Linked DNA regions of Homo sapiens: region 2 is linked to region 1. A link is a loop called in an ENCODE intact Hi-C map of the cell type or tissue named here. Cell type or tissue: mammary epithelial cell. All regions are shown on one strand.

What was found. Peaks named below come from ENCODE experiments on the same cell type or tissue, not always from the same donor. Only the 100,000 strongest peaks of a DNase experiment are listed, where the experiment ranks them.
Region 2: it touches region 1 in a loop (2.3-fold over the local background); 2 of 110 quality-filtered maps call a loop at or near these places.

Annotation. Positions count from the first base shown.
Region 1 is chr20:57,044,075-57,052,074 of GRCh38, reverse strand. No RefSeq gene overlaps it. Among named protein-coding and RNA genes, the nearest start is that of BMP7-AS1, 170 kb to the left of the region's middle. RefSeq lists an enhancer at 6,855-7,356. In mammary epithelial cell, CTCF peaks have their summits at 3,620 and 4,609 (motif pointing right); no DNase peak of the experiment used is centred here.
Region 2 is chr20:56,981,349-56,989,348 of GRCh38, reverse strand. LOC105372683 (a long non-coding RNA gene) reads right to left here. Exons shown (of 4, transcript XR_936898.3): 3 at 3,987-5,593; 4 at 3,545-3,889. Among named protein-coding and RNA genes, the nearest start is that of BMP7-AS1, 230 kb to the left of the region's middle. In mammary epithelial cell, no CTCF peak of the experiment used is centred here; a DNase peak (open chromatin) is centred at 3,868.

The sequences.
Region 1 (8,000 bases):
CCATTTCTAAACCTAAATATTGCCTCAATCCCTCAAGCTGCCTCAAGTCCAGGTTTGAGTTTCAGTCCCCTGCCTTCCAGTTGACACTGGGGGCACCTTCTTCGTCCTATTGAGTCTTGGGAGTTCCCTCTGTACACAGCCTCTCAGGGCTGTCCTCCAAATTGCATTAAATGGCATGCCATATGCAAATGACACTCAACAAATAATAGTTGTTCGGTGAAGAGTAGCTCCTTCCCTGGCCTGATTTAGCCTTATTTGCCCTCATAGCTCATCTCTTCTTCCACAGTTTCAGCTCCTGGAGAGCAGATTCCTGATTCTGCAATCATGTGTCACATAAAGATGTTTCAGTCAATGACAGATTACATATATGATGGGCTGCATATACTGTATAAGATGGAGTCCCATAAGATTATAATGGAGCTGAAAATTTCCTATTGCCTAGTGACAGTGTAGCTGCCATGATGTCATAGTGCAATGCATTCCATTTTCTATGTTTAGTTATGTTTCAGTACACAAGTACTCACCATTGTGTTACAGTTGTCTACAGTGTTCAGTATAGTAACATTCTGTACAGGTTTGTGTCCTGGGAGCAGTAGGCCGTACCAGGTAGCCTAGGTGTGTGGTAAGCTATACCTTCTATATACCATTTAAGTTCATGTGAGTACATGCTACAGAGTTCACAGAGCGACAAAATCACCTAAGGATTCTGTTTTCAGAATGCATCTGCATCGTTAGGCAATGCATGATTGTACTTTGAACCTGGCCCGGTGCTCAGAGCTGTGCAGGAATTGGAAAGGCAAGTGACTCAAATAGTTTCCAACACAATCAGTCACCATGTCCTGGTATGATCTCCATAGCAGTGAGCCCAGCAGTTAGATGTGGGACTGGGGAGTCAGTCAGGATTACCTTTCAACTGGTTCTCAAATTCAGGAACAGTGCCTCTAACCAGGTGGCCCCAGCACAGTCCCTGTGTTGCTACTGGGGAACTGTGCAAAGTGTGTCATGGTTTTGTCCTGGTTGGACCCCATAAACACTCGAAGGCAACCAGACTGACTTTGAAAGCAGAAGGTCCTAGTTTTTTGGGGTCCAGCCCAAAACATTAGCCTTGGGGCCATGTTTTCTTTTTTCATTTTATTTATTTTAAGAGATAAAATCTTGCTCTGTCATGCAGGCTGGAGTACCAGTGATCACTGCTCACAGCAGCCTCTAACTCCTAGGCTCAAGCTATCCTCCCACCTCAGCCTCTTGAGTAACTGGGACTGCAGGTGTGTACCACCATGCCTGGATAAGGGGCCATGTTTTGTTCCAACACAGGCATTCTGATCTTGTCCTTTTAATGGAAAGGCCATCAGAAGTTTGGGATATGGATTCCGTAGGAATGAAGTTTAAAACACAAAATGACTCCAGCTAACATGTGTTCAAGGGCTTACTAAGTGCCAGGCTTTGTACTAAGTGCTTAATATGAAGTATGTTCGGACACCATCAAAACAATGTTATGAAAGGCAGTCTTCCTCCCTTATCTGTGGGGGATGCTTTCCAAGACCCCCCAGTGGATGCCTAAAGTCACAGATAGTACCAAACCCTATGTACGTTTTTTCCTGTACAGTAAAGGGCAGATAGTGTGGCCAATGTGGACACCCTGGACCAAGGGAGTACTCACATCCCGGTGGGACAGAGCAGGATGGCTCAGGATTTCATCACACTACTCGGAACAGTATACGATTTAAAACGTACAAATTGTTTCTTTCTGGAATTTTCTAGTTTCAGAATATTTTTGGACCGCAGTTGACTGCAGGTAGCAGAAACCTAGGAAAACGAAACTGCCAATGGGGGACCACTGTATTCCTATTATCATGCCTGTTTTGCACAGGGAGAAACCGAGGCTCCCAGAGGTTAAAAAGCTGCCCAAGATCACACAGGTAAGCAAGTGGCTGAGTCAGGGCTCCGACCCGGGCCATGAAGCCCCATCTCAGCTGCTGTGGATATTGCCTGCTGCAAGCTCACTGTGTCAGCACCCACCAAAGATATACGCCGTGGAAGGGCCCAGTGAGAAAGCAGTGACCATGTTTTGGATTTCTCTCCAGGTAAATATTTTTTCAAACAGGCCTTCCATGTGGAAAGGAATCACCAGATCAAATACAGAATAGCCAGTTAAATTGGGTGTTTAGATAAACAATGAATAACTTTTTTTACTGTAAGTATGCCCTGACTTGCTTGTGCTGAGAAGAAGAGTTACTCATTGTTTATCTGCAGTTCAAATTGACCTGGACATCTTATATTTTATCTGCTCTGTCTCTGGCCACGCTGCTGGGCAGGCTTGACCACACACATCTGCGGAACTCTGGGTCTCCGCCGTACGAGTGGCATAGACGCCATCCTCAATGCAGATCCCCATCAAACCTGGAAAAAATAAAATAAGGCCTCCCAGGTAACTGTGAGACCTATAGGTGCTTGTTAGTTTCCTAAGCTGCTCAAGCTGCCGTGCTCTGACAGCTGTACTTGTGCTTTGCGGCGTAATTTACAGGCCCGCTGGAGGGGATGGCAGGGTGGGACCCTGCTCCTCTTATTTGCTGCCAAGATTTGGGGCTACCAGTTGCTCTTGTCAATCTTTGGCTTAATTATTTAGCAGTTGTAAAGGACTCATTAAAAACGCCCAAGTTTATTGGAAACACCTCCCGCCGCTCGGAGGCAGGCCAAATCGGGAGCCCGTGTACCCACATGTTCAGGTTGAGCCCAACAAAATTGCTGACTTTAATTACACTACTTGGTCTAGAAGGTGGTGAGAGTGGGGGGTGGGGGGAGGCATGGATGATGAGTGGGAAGCGAAGCGGAGGAGCGGCCCTGGAATCTCAGGGACAGGTCTTCAGAGGGTGCGATGCTGTGTGCTGACCCCATCCCAAACCCCCACCCCACTGGTTTCAGGCTCAGGCCAGCCCCTGTCGCGCCCCAGAGGTGGGCCTGCCCCTCTCCAGACCTCCAGGCTCTTCCTGCCTCCCTCATGCCTCTGGTGGGCCTGGTGAGTGTGGCTGTTCTCTTTTGTCTGAGTACTCATTGCCTGGATTTTATTACTTGAATAAATATCAAAACAAAGAAGAAAATCCTTCAACCAGCTCTGTCTTCATTTTCCACACATCCTTCCAGCCACGGGTTCCAGCCACAGGTTCATCCCCCAAGCTCCTCCAGAGGGGGTGTGTGGGAGCCCATGGAGGTGCTGGCCATGATCTCCCTGATGGCCCAGGTGACACACAGTGATGGAGCCCCTCTCCAGGCAAGGAGGCACCTTGGAGAGCAGGCTACCTTTTCAGAGTTCCCACCCCAGCTGTGCCTGTCTGGGCCCCTATTGTTGAATGAATGGAGATGTTACTCCCAATTTTGTCTTTCAATCATAATACTAGCCTCCTTTGTGAACCTTTTTTTTTTTTTTCAGTATGTGCCTATTTCTTTAGGCTGGCGCCCCAGGTTGGAATTACTGGGTGAAGATGAAATCACAGGTGGGGACTCTGATCCTTTATCACCTCTCCTGGGCCACCACCCTCTCACCTGGGCGTTCCATCGGCCTCCTCCCTGGGCTCCCTGCTGCCCTCCTGGCCTCTGGGCTGCCCATTCTCAACTTGGCAGCCAGGGGGTGCTGCTGCAACCAAAGTGTGATCTTAATGCTCCAGCCCCTGCAATGGATTCCTCCCCTCTCAGGGTGACAGCAAGGTCATCGCAGTGACTTATAAGCGGAGCAGAGCCAAGCCCTAGAGCAGAATTTCTCAACTACTGCACTTTTGACATTGGGCTGGGCCGTTCTCTGAGCAGGGGCTGCCCTGGGCATTGCAGGGTGTTTAGCAGTATCCCTGGCCCCCACCCACTCGATGGCAAGTAGTACTCCCCAAATTATGACAATGGAAAAATGTCTCCAGATGTCGCCAGATGTCCCCTGAGAACCGCAGGTGACGAGAGCCTCTGACTTCCCCTCCTCCCCTCCCTCCGGCACTTCGCTGTGGCCACGCTGGCGGTCTTGCTGTTTCTTAAGCCCTCAGCAGCTTTGCACTGGCTGTTCCTTCTCCCGGATGAGCCCTTCCCCAGATACCTGCCTGGCTCAGGCGTTGCCTTTTTAATGTCGTGACTCAAATGTCCCCTTCTCATTGAGGCCTGCCTGGACTCCCTCTTTAGAATAGCACCGGGCCCCCGTGACTTTATCAGGCTTTGTTTCCAACAAACTTGTCACCAGACACACTGTATTTTTATTTACTTATTAAGTAACTGGAACGCTGTCTCTGTCTCTCTGCCGGGATGTAATATCCAGAAGGGCAGGGATTTTTGTCTGTTTTCCTTGCTGCTGTGGCACCGGTGCCTGTCCCAGCACAGTACCTGGCCCCTAGCCAGGGCTCACTGAACGTCGCTTGAGGAAGAAACAAGGGATGACCTTTGATGCCAGAGTCAGAAACACGGTTTTTGGTGCCGCATGTCCGCCCCTCTCTGTGGACAGGGGGAGGCGGTGGGGAAGGCCCAGGTCTCCCAGAGCAACTGGTTTTGCTCCCTGAGGGGCTTGCTGGCCTCCTGGGGTGGAGGTGTCACCAGGGGCAGGATTCCTGCTGAGCAAGTGAAACACCCGCTGCAGGCAGCAGAGGGTGCAGCTGAGAGTTGGTCACGATTGCACTTCCGACTTTGGAGACCCAGAACCACTCCAGCGGAGGCCCTGGGGGAGCCCCTTCCCTTTTGGAGGAAGGAAAGGGAGACCTCTGTTTGCTGGCTGAGTCGGGGTGTGAAGCAGGTTGGGCAGGATGAGGAGGCCGAATTGGGAAGGAGGGGGAGGTGGGGGCTGGATTTAAATGGGGCCAGGCCTGAATTTCATCTCAGCAACTGCTCCGTAGGCCCCAGCTTTAAGAGGGGGTTCGCCCTCCACCCGCACATCCAAGACTCGTTGGAGCACTGGGGTGTGGTCTCCGGACAGTTCACAGGGATCTGCATTCCTGAGGCTGGGGGTGGTCAACGGATGGTCAAGATGAGCATGTCCCAATCAATGGAGGGCCTCCTTCCCCCTCCATGCAGGGTCTCTGTGCAGGGCGCTCGCCCAGGGCTTTGTCTGGGTCCTCTCCAGTTACCCACTCCAGAGGGGTCTCTGTGATGCGTCCTCGGCCACCCACCAGCATCACTAGTCCACAGGAGAGCATGTGAGGAGGGGAACCCCCGCCTGCACCCTGTGCCTGATGGCTCATTTGCTTCCATCCCTTCCTAGCAGCACTAGGAGGAGTCACTCTCAGGAGACCCACTTTATAGCTGAAGATACTGAGGACCAGAGAGGTGAAGTCTCCTGCCTAAGGTCACACAGCCCCTCAGTGGAGAAACAGAGATTCCAACTACAGTTCACTTCCCAGAAGTTTCCAGGACTTGAGCTTGAGGGTGAGGCAGGAGAAATCCTACTGAGAGCTTCTTTCCTCCTCCACTCACCAGCCCTGTTCTAGGGGCTTTGGACCTTGCTACTCAAAGTGTGGCCAAAGCCCATAGCATCAGCCTCTCCTGGGAGCATGTTTGAAATGCAGGTTCTTGGCCGGGCACAGTGGCTTACAGCTGTAATCCCAGCATTTTGGGAGGTGGAGGTGGGCGGATCTCTTGAGTCAAGGAGTTGGAGACCAGCCTGGGCAACACAGCAAAACCCTGTCTCTAAAAAAAAAAAAAATACAAAAAAATACAAAAATTAGCCAGGTGTAGTGATGAGCACCTGTAGTCCCAGCTACTCAGGAGGCTGAGGTGGAAGAATCGTTTAAGCCCCGGGGGCAGAGGTTGCAGTGAGCCGAGATTGTGCCACTGTCCTCCAGCCTGGACTGACAGAATGAGGCCCTGTCTCAAAAAAAAAAAAAAAAAAAAGAAGAAGAAAAGAAAAAAAAGAAAGAAAGACAGAAAGAAAGAAAGAAAGAAAGAAAAGAAAAGAAAAGAGAAAAGACAAAGAATTGCAGGTTCTCAAACCAGCAACTCGTTTTAACAAGATTGTCCCTCATTCTCAAACTTTACCTTTGAATCATCCCCCATGGGTCTGGAGTGGGGCCCAAGAATCTGCATTTCTCTCCAGGTGATGCAATAGCGAAGTTTTGTTCGCAGGGTCTTACTGTTCCCTGGCAGAGGGGGACCTCCAACAGATCGAGATAGCTGAGAAGAAGGCTGGTAAGACACAAGAAGCAATTCTGGACCTGGGCTTCTTGAACTTGAACATGCACCCGAATCACCTGGAGGACTTGTTAAAACGCAGAGTGCAGAGGGATGGGGGGAAAGAATGTGCATTTCTTTTTTTTCTTTCTTTTTTTTAATTATTATTATACTTTAAGTTTTAGGGTACATGTGCACAATGTGCAGGTTAGTTACATATGTATACATGTGCCATGCTGGTGCGCTGCACCCACTAGCTCGTCATCTAGCATTAGGTATATCTCCCAATGCTATCCCTCCCCCCTCCCCCCACCCCACAACAGTCCCCAGAGTGTGATGTTCCCCTTCCTGTGTCCATGTGTTCTCATTGTTCAATTCCCACCTATGAGTGAGAATATGCGGTGTTTGGTTTTTTGTTCAAGAATATGCATTTCTAACAAGTTCCCCGATGCTGCTGATGCTGCAGGCCCGGGGACCCCACTTCAAGAACCACTGCTCTAGCCCTACAGGTGAGCTACCAGTGCATAACATGGTGCTCAGGGATTAGGGTGGTCAGAGACCCAAGTCTGCAGGGCTCCAGTTCCAGCCATCCCCTGCCTGGAGCCTCCTCTAGGGACCCTCGGAGGATGGCCCAAGCTGGGTGAGGTGAATGGCTGCCCCATACTCCCCACACAACCGGCACAAACTCTGCTCTGCCTGATGCTCCAGGTTCAACCAGGAGATCCTCCAGCATCTCAGCATCTTCGTCCACATCCCACAGCAAGCACACCTCTGCTCTCATGGACAAGGGCCCCTGGGGGCGCTGAGGGAGCTCGTGTCTCAGGTGCTGAAGGTGAATGATGTGCCACCCCAGGTGTAGCTGGAGGGAGGTGGAGGCAGGAGGCTGGGTGGAGGCTGCAGGTGGGCAGGGTCCAGATGGCCCAGAGCCCAGCTGGTGTTGATTTGCAGCTGATGTGTCCTTTTAGCATCATCCAAGCTGGCTTCAGAGTCACCGCACTCACAGTTCATGTCTGTTCTCCAAATTAGAGCATCACTGTTATTTCGAAGTACGTGGTATGGAAAAGTTCAGTTTGGAATTCTTGCATACAATCGTAAGAAATTACAATATTTTATGTTGTTAAAAGAATCTTTGGATTCTTTCAATATAATTTTCACCTGTTCTTTTATGTTCCTTTTTTGAATATTGTTTTAAAAATGATTTTAAAAAATATATTCCTTATTTATTCAAAATTTCTCATAAAGAGTGGCAATTAGTAATTTCCAGATATCCCTAACAAAATTCTTGCTGAGAAATTGTGTGCTATCATGTCAAGCATAAAATCTGGCATAAGCTAGGAACCTATATGGAAGCAAGTTCAAGTTCTTTTTTTAAGGTAAGAAGATTTTATTTGGAAGCTTTAAACAAAACTCAGTATTAAATATACCCCGTAATCCTTTGTATTTTGTCTTTATTATCATTACACAGTACTTTAAATGCCATGAAGCTTTTCACCAAGCCTCATAACGGACTCCCCAGAGCCTGGCTGCCTAAGCCCAGGACACTGTCTAGATGCTACCATTTTCTATACATGCGGTGTTGCCAAGAGGCAAGAGCTGCTCCAGAGAAGAGGGGCTAGACTCGGGTCCAGCACAGGGCTTGGCATGTAGAAAGTACTCAAAAGATGGAAACGTGGGTTTGAATGAATACATTCAGGCTTTCTTTTGGCATAGAAGAAAAATCAGTGCATCTTTGCTTGGTCTTTCACAGGGCCCCAAATATCCATATCCAGAAGGGCAGGGATTTTTGTCTGTTTTCCTCGCTGCTGTGGCACCAGTGCCTGTCCCAGCACAGTACCTGGCCCCTAGCCAGGGCTCGCTGAACGTCGCTGGAG
Region 2 (8,000 bases), 63 kb after region 1:
CTCATCAACCTCGCTTTGATGTGAGTCTTTTTTTTTTTATCTTTGAGACAGAGTCTTGCTCTGTCGCCCAGGCTAGAGTACAGTGGTGCAATCTCGGCTCACTACAACCTCCACCTCCCGGGATCAAGCTGTTCTCCAGCCTCAGCCTCCCTAGTAGGTGTGATTACAGGTGCCCACGACCATGTCAGGATAATTTTTGTATTTTTAGTTAGAGACGAGGTTTCCTTATGTTGGCCAGGCTTGTCTCGAACTGCTGACCTCAGGTGATCCGCCCCACATCAGCCTCCCAAAGTGCTGGGATTATAGGTGTGAGCCACTGTGCCCAGCCTGATGTGAGTCTATAATTGATTATTTAATGGGAAAAAAAGCCAGGTTAGGTTCTGGGCTCCAGCGAACACAACCAGGACTAGAGAGAGGCCTTGAAATAGGAAAGTGGGGGCCAGAGAGGCAAGAAATATTAACAATGTGGAAACTTACTTAGAGAGTATTTGTCTTTCAAATGATCTGATCCTTTTGTCCGGGGCCATTACAATCTGGAGGAGAGGATTTTTCAATTAGAGAAATTAGTGCCTTCCCTTCGTGACTGGCTTCAGATTCAGACCCAGAAGGAAGAAAGTGTTCTTGAATTCCATGAAGTAAAAGAGACAGTTTCCATGATGTAAGCCGAGGAGGGTAGAGACTTGGCAAGACATCAGGTCAGATATCTTTTTGCGGGAAAGGGGTCCCAGCCAAGACTAAATTAGAATCCACTCTCTGTTGGAGTCAAAGCCTCGGTTGATCTGCAGAGGGACAGTGTGGGAGGCAGTGCTCTGAGCGTGGGCCCTTGGGCAGAGGGAACAGGAAGGTATCTGTCCCCCTGGGGGACCCCCGCGATGGAGCTCACTCCATCTAGAAAGAGGGGCTGCAGCTGAAGCCAAGGGAAATGCTCTCTCCAGGGATCCCGAGGTTCTGGAAAAAGCTTCATCGCTTTGTGGCCAGGCAACTGAGTGTGGCCGCCTTTAGGAGAAGGCGGAGGCAGCACAGCCTGGGTGGTACGTTGGTGTCTGGGTGACCTCAGGAAGCTGGGACATAGTGCCCAGGGCAGGGAAGCAACGTCTTCACGGGGCCACGGGACAGGAAATCAGGAGAGCGGGAGAGCTGGAAGGGATCTCACTCCGCAGCCTCATTTTAGAAAAACAGAAACTCAAGCCCACAGGGGAAGCCTCTATAACAACTCACGCTGATGTCGGCAATGGCAGAAGCAGAGATAAGACCAGGCGCGGTCTGAGCCCTGCATGAGTCACAGCTCAAACGACTGTCACAGCAATAATAACACTGTTATTCCCTCCGCTTCACGGGTGAAGAAACTGAGGCACAGAAAGTTGAAACATCGTGCCCAAAGCCAGAATTGGCCCCATGAGCTGTGAGTTGGGCGTCCACGGGGTCTCCCAGCCTCAGTGTTACAGAAACGACCCACCGGAGAGAAATTCTGTTCTTCCTTTGGCTGTTAAATCTCAAGAAATGTGATCTTTCCTTTATTCTAGTCTTAAATTTTAATTTGTTTTATTTAGCAACGAATAAAACAAATTTGTTCCTTTTAAAAAAACAAAATCAGATGCAGAAACCCAATATGAGAAATGGATAAAGATAGAGCAGCTTCTAATTAAAAAAAAAAAAAAAGATAATTTTCTTTTACTTATCAGATCGGCAAACATTGTGAAAGTTGATAATCTCCAGTGCTGGGGAGAGTGTGGGAAAAACCAGCACTCTCATGACTGTGGTGTTCACGGGAGTGCATGTTTGCTGCAAGATTTTTGGAGAGCAATTGGGCAATGTCTGTGAAACATCAAGAGCCACATTCCCTCTGACCCACCAATTTCTCTTCTAGGAATTTACCCTACGGATACTTGCGGTGGAATCACAAGAGGTATGTCCAGGGATGCTCATCATAGCATCATCTGCGATGGCAAAAATGCTGAAGACGACCTATTAAGTCCATACACAGGGCAGTGGTTAAAACATGGAACTTTGTGCACTAGAAATCTCTGCAGATAGTCGACAGAAGGAATCAGATGTAAATGTGCTGATACAAAAAGATAACCTTTTAGTTAGGAAAGTGTGCTAGTCTTAAGTACACAGCTTGAGTAATTTTTCCATGTGTCTACACCCGTGTAACCATCAAGATCGAGATGGAACATTCCCGTCACTTGAGAGGGCTCCCTGTGCTCTTTAGAATCAGTCACGCCCTCTCCCCACACAAAGGAACCATTCTTCTGACTTTGGGGGCTGTTGAGTAGTTCTGCCTGTTCTTGAACTTCACAGAAAAGGAATCACATGGTGTGCGTTCTCTTATACTTGGCTTCTTTCACTTAGCATAATGTTCTTGAAATTCATCCATGTTATGTATACATGAGTGCTTTGTTCCTTTTCATTGCTATGTAACATTCTATTATAGGTTATAACACAATTTGTTATTCATTTACATATGGGACATTTGGGTTGTTTCTACTTTTTGACTAATATAGTAAAGCTGCTCTGAACATTCTTGTATGAGTCTTTTTGTGGACAAGCTGCTGAGGCAGTGGATAGGTGTATATTTAACTTTAATGAAAACTGCCAATCAGTTTTACAAAGTGGTCCAACTAATTTACAATTCTCACACCAGCAATGTATGAGAGTTCTTATTGCTCCCGGTCCTTGTCAACACTTACTAGTGTCAGGTTTTTTCTTTTTTTAGTCATTCTGGTGAGGGGTTCTCATTGAGGTTCAAAAAGATTTGTAATTTAAAAAATCAATATGCAAGACCATAGCTATATTATGACTTTTTTGAGTAATATTACATAATATAATACATATATGTATTTTACATATATAACAACATATTTTAACAATATATGCACTTATCTATAAAGAGGTTTTCAAAGAAAAGTTTTCTGAAATAATAAATATGTTACAAAGAAAAATTGGAATTGGGATAGGGAGGGAAGCTTTTACTTTTTGTTTATTTCTGTAATGTTTAATTATTTAATCATATCAGTCAAGTTTCAAAGCAAGAAATAGAAAACATTCCAGGGTTTAATGTAAGAAACACGGTGCTTGCAAGACCACTGGGAGCTTTGGGGACTGGAATCCAATGTGTTCTTCCAAGAAAGACTCCCATAGCATGCAGAACTGGCCTTGCATGGGGCTACAAACTCTGAGGTTGCCAATAGAACCACAGAGTTCGAGAGCACATGACCGTACCTGCTTCTCAACAATGAACAAGCTGGAAAATGCACAGGGGGTTGCAGCTGCAGTAAACCCCATCTCTCACATCCAAAAGGGGCAGGACAATGGCACCTGCCTCACCTTCCAAATTCCACACAGGTACATCCATTTAGCAGAATCTAATTCACATCCAGAAATCTAGCTGCAAAAGAGTCCAGGAAATATGATTTTCATCTTTATAGCCTCTGCCTTACAAGCAGGGATGCTAGAGGGAGGGTGGAATGGAGGTGGAGCATATTCATCAGAACACCTACCATGCTAACCTCGTGCAATTATATTAATGAAAGTAGGAGTTGTCTTGGGCTTAATCTGTACCAATTTTATTTTCTTCTTTACATTTTCATGTACAAAGACTACACATATGTGTGTATAAATTTTTGAACAAAAAGCAGAGTTGTTTCAAGCTGAATTGAAGGAGAAAGCAACCCTCACCTTTACTCCTCCCCAAGAAAGACCGAGAGACATCTCTTTGGAAGTCCCAGGGCTCATAGTAGTGGAGTTGAAAACCTCAACTCTGTGTTAGTTTGTTGATAAAAATCCACACTTCTGTAGCACCTTAGAATTCAGGTGCCAAAGTCAGTCAGCATCCCACTTGCCACTTTATTTATGACTGAGTCATGGATGAATCACTGGTTTGGCTTCTCTGTGTATCAAGAATAATGCAAGGAAGAAAATTAGTCAAGAAAGCTCCACCATAGGTGTCTTTTTTTAAAAAAAGCAATTGTAAATCAGATTCCTACCTGCTTGGCAAGTTTTCCTTCTCTAATGAATCCTTTTTGATTTCTCTGTGTGCTTCAGGTAGTTACTAGGTACACTGATTGTCTATTATTGATAAATTTTGAAGTCTAGCCAGGAACATTATGCAAGTTCCTTGGCCAGGACTCAGTCCTGTTACTGCTGAAAATGATTCTTTACAGCTCTTGGCTCTGTCTTCTGGGTTCTTGCTTCTAATCCCTGAATTATCTTTTCTTTTTCATAAAAGTAAACGTGTTTTTGCAGTTGAGTAGTTTATTTGCCAATAGAAGTCTTCAGTTCATCTTGTAGTGTTTCTTTTCTATTCAGTCAAAGCTGGCAATGTTTTTGCTAGTGAAATTCTCTTAAAATTTTTGCAAGTGTCCTATGAATCTTATTGACATTCACTCTGTTAGACAAAAGCTACACCCGCAAATCTCTTTTCTACTTTAGGATGCTATGAAGTGGCTGAAAGACTACACCTTGCATAGTTCTGAGGTCTAAACAAGAAAACCTTGCAGCCACACCTTAGTTTCATCTTTACGCTCTGTTTTTCTGGCTGTACTTTGGATTTTATCTTTGTCTCAAAATGTTTTTAAAATTTTCACATTGTCTGTTACCTTGACAGACTGGGCATTTTCAAACCCTGCAGTTTCTGCCTCTTTTGTAATAAATAGGTTTTTTTCTTCTTTAGCTTATCTTTCCTCTGATTTTTACTCAAAGTAGCAACGAAAATCAAGGTGGCACCTATACCACTCTGCCTGGAAATCTTTTTAGCTGGATCACCCAGTTCAGTAGGTACATTTTCTATTTTCCATGTTAACAAAATGTGCTAGATGTTCTGCTGTTCCATGGGTAAGAATCCCCTTTCTTCCAGCTTCCAGTAACATGTTCCTCAATTTTCTTCAAGATCTTACCAATAGCCTCCTTGAAGGCCATCATATTTCTGAAAACAGTCTCTTTAAGACCATTTAGGCTTTCCCTCACACTCTCTTCATGGTCTCTACAACTTTTTCCCACTCTTGGTCCCAAAACCACTCTCATATTTTTAGATTTTTGTTACAGCAGCATCTTGCTTCTAGGAACTAAATATTTATTAGTTATGCTTTGCTGCATAACAAGTTACCCCAACACTTAGGAACTTAAAAGAAAAATAATTGTTATCTCTTCTAGTTTCTCTGGTTCAAGAATTTGAGAGCACCTTGGATGGAATGTTCTGTTTTGGGAGCTCTAAGGGTGCATTCAGTTTTTAGCTGGGCTACATGCATCTGGCTGGAGCTAGGGACCCACTTCCAAGATAGTTCATTTCCTTGGCTGGCCAGTTGGTGTGGCTGTTGCCCAGCCTTCAGTTCCTCTCCATATGGGCCTCTCCACAGAGCTGCTTGAGTGTCCTCACAACATGGCAGCTAGCTTCTCACAGAGCAAGCAATCCAAGAGGCCAGGGCAGAAGCAGCAATGCCTTTTATGACCTGGCCTCAGAAGTCACATTATAATTTCCACTGTAGTCCTGATTCAACATTTGAGGGACAATATTGAGGAACAACACAAGCACATGAAGACCAGGTACTGCCGATCATCGAGGGCCATCTGCAAGGTTGGCTACTCCATCAGGAAGCTGGGAAACAAAAGTTATTTTAGAAATTAAAGTGAGAGTGCTACCTTCAGAGGGAGGACAGGGTTCCCTGTTGGAAGGAAATACTAGAAATGGAGTTTTGACTCCCTCTCTGAGCTTTCCTCTTCTTCTAGAATGAGTGTGAATTATGTATGTGCAGGGGAGTTTGATTGGCAGCTCCACTTAGCAGATTTGGGGCCTTTGGCAAGTGGCTATGTCTCTGGACCTCAGTCACTTCATCCATAAAACAAAGCTAATAATAGAACTTACACCATAGAGTCACTTAAAGATTAAATGAGAACATGTATATAAAATATTTACAAAGGATCTGGATGCAAAGTGCTTAGTAACTGTTAGCTGGCAATACCACAGCATGCAAATACAAATACTGCTCACAAAACACACCACAGCAATATTGGGGTTCTGACTCCATTGAGCTGTGGTTAGAATTTCATACAGGAACAGCAACTAAATGAAACATTAATTTGTTCATTCTCCCTTCAGATAATATCTGTGGTTCAATAGTTTCTGGGTGTTTTTAAAAGCCAATCCATCTATCAGCTAGTAACATTCTCAGGTTATAGTTGTTCTTTGCTACCTTAAAGAATTTGACATTCTTGTGATAGCAATCATACTATTGCTTTGCATTTATTCTGTTAAACAAATAAAAGCAGTAGACCTCAGTGTCATTGAGGAACAAGTACAGACTCTGAGCTGGAGGTGGGTTTTTTGGTGGGAGACAGGGGTCTCGCTCTGTTGCCCAGGCTGACGTGCACTGGTGCAATCATGGCTCACTGCAGATTCGACCTCCTGGGCTCCAACAATCCACCCCCTCAGCCCCCCAAGTAGCTGGGACTACAGGTGCACACCACCACTCCCAGCTAATTTTTGTGTTTTTTGTAGAGACAGGGTTTTGCCAAGTTGCCCGGGCTGGTCTCAAACTCCTAGGCTCAAGTGATCCTCCTGCCTTGGCCTCCCAAAGTGTTGGGATTACAGGCATGAGCCCCAGCATGTGGCCAAGCTGGAGGTTTTAAGGCCTCTATCAATTGGCTTCCCATTCCCCATCAGTAAGAACCTGGCTGCACCCACACAGGTCAGAGCTCTGCAGTAGGCATTCAGAGAAGAACACAGTGGAGGAAAAGGCCTCACGCCTTCTCCGTGGGGTTCCCAGTGGAGCTGGCCACACTGGACAACTACAAAGGCACTGAACACTGGGGAATCCTGAAGGGCCAACATCAAGGTCACCAACTTGAAATGCAGCAGCCCAGTTGGGGGTGAGCCTGTCACACCATACAGTGATGAAAGGCTACACAACAGGAACCACGTGGTATAGTGGTGAACAGATTCAGCTCTGGGTTCAAATTGCCTGGGTGCAAAGCTTGGCTCAAGCAATGACCTGTGGACGGCCTTGGGCAAATTTCATGACACCTAGGCCTCGATTTTCCTCTGTAAGTCTGTAAAATGGGGATGATGGTAATGATAGCCACCTCACAGGGTTGGAAATAAGATTATGCATGTTATTAAAGCATATTTTTAAAGACAAAATCATGACTCTTCTATAAATCTAAAACAAAGATTTTTACTTAACTCTTAAAATTAACCAGGCACTCAGTAAGATGTTACAAATAGTTCAAAGGATAATTCAAACACACACATAGATAGGCAATCAGAAATGCTGAAATGAATTTACCAATAGATGCAGAACTAGTTAATAGTCACAGAGCAAAAATAGTGTTTCCAGGGACAAAACATTTGCATTTCTACAGATGAAATCATCTGGCCGGCGCGGTGGCTCAGGCCTGGAATCCCAGCACTTTGGGAGGCTGAGGCGGGTCAATCACCTGAGGTCAGGAGTTCGACACCAGCCTGGCCGTCATGGTGAAACCCTGCCTTTACTAAGAATACAAGAATTAGCCAGGCACGATGGTGCACACCTGTAATCCCAGCTACTTGGGAGGCTGAGGCAGGAGAATTGTTTGAACCTGGGAGGTGGAGGTTGCAGTGAGCTGAGATTGCAACACTACACTCCAGCCTGGGCAACAGGATGAGACTATCTCAAAAAAAAAAAAAAAAAAAGAAAGAAAGAAAAGAAAAAAAAGAAAGCATCTGTATTACTATCAATAAAGACAATGAAAAGCAACGGCTCTTATAGAATCAGATAACTAAAGAGAATGTTAGAGATTTAGTAATCTTTTTCTGTCTATTTCATAATTCCTTTCTGACAGTGTAAACCACTTAGCACACGTCAAGTCTTCATAAACATCGTGATTGTGTTTGTTATTTCTTGCAAAGCAAGATTCTTTCCTACCCATCCTGTATTTTAGGGAAGGGAAGGAGGCAGAGAGGGTGGGAGGAAACAACAAACCAAGCTCATAACATTTTTTTGGCTGAGTTTGACACAGTTTGAGGT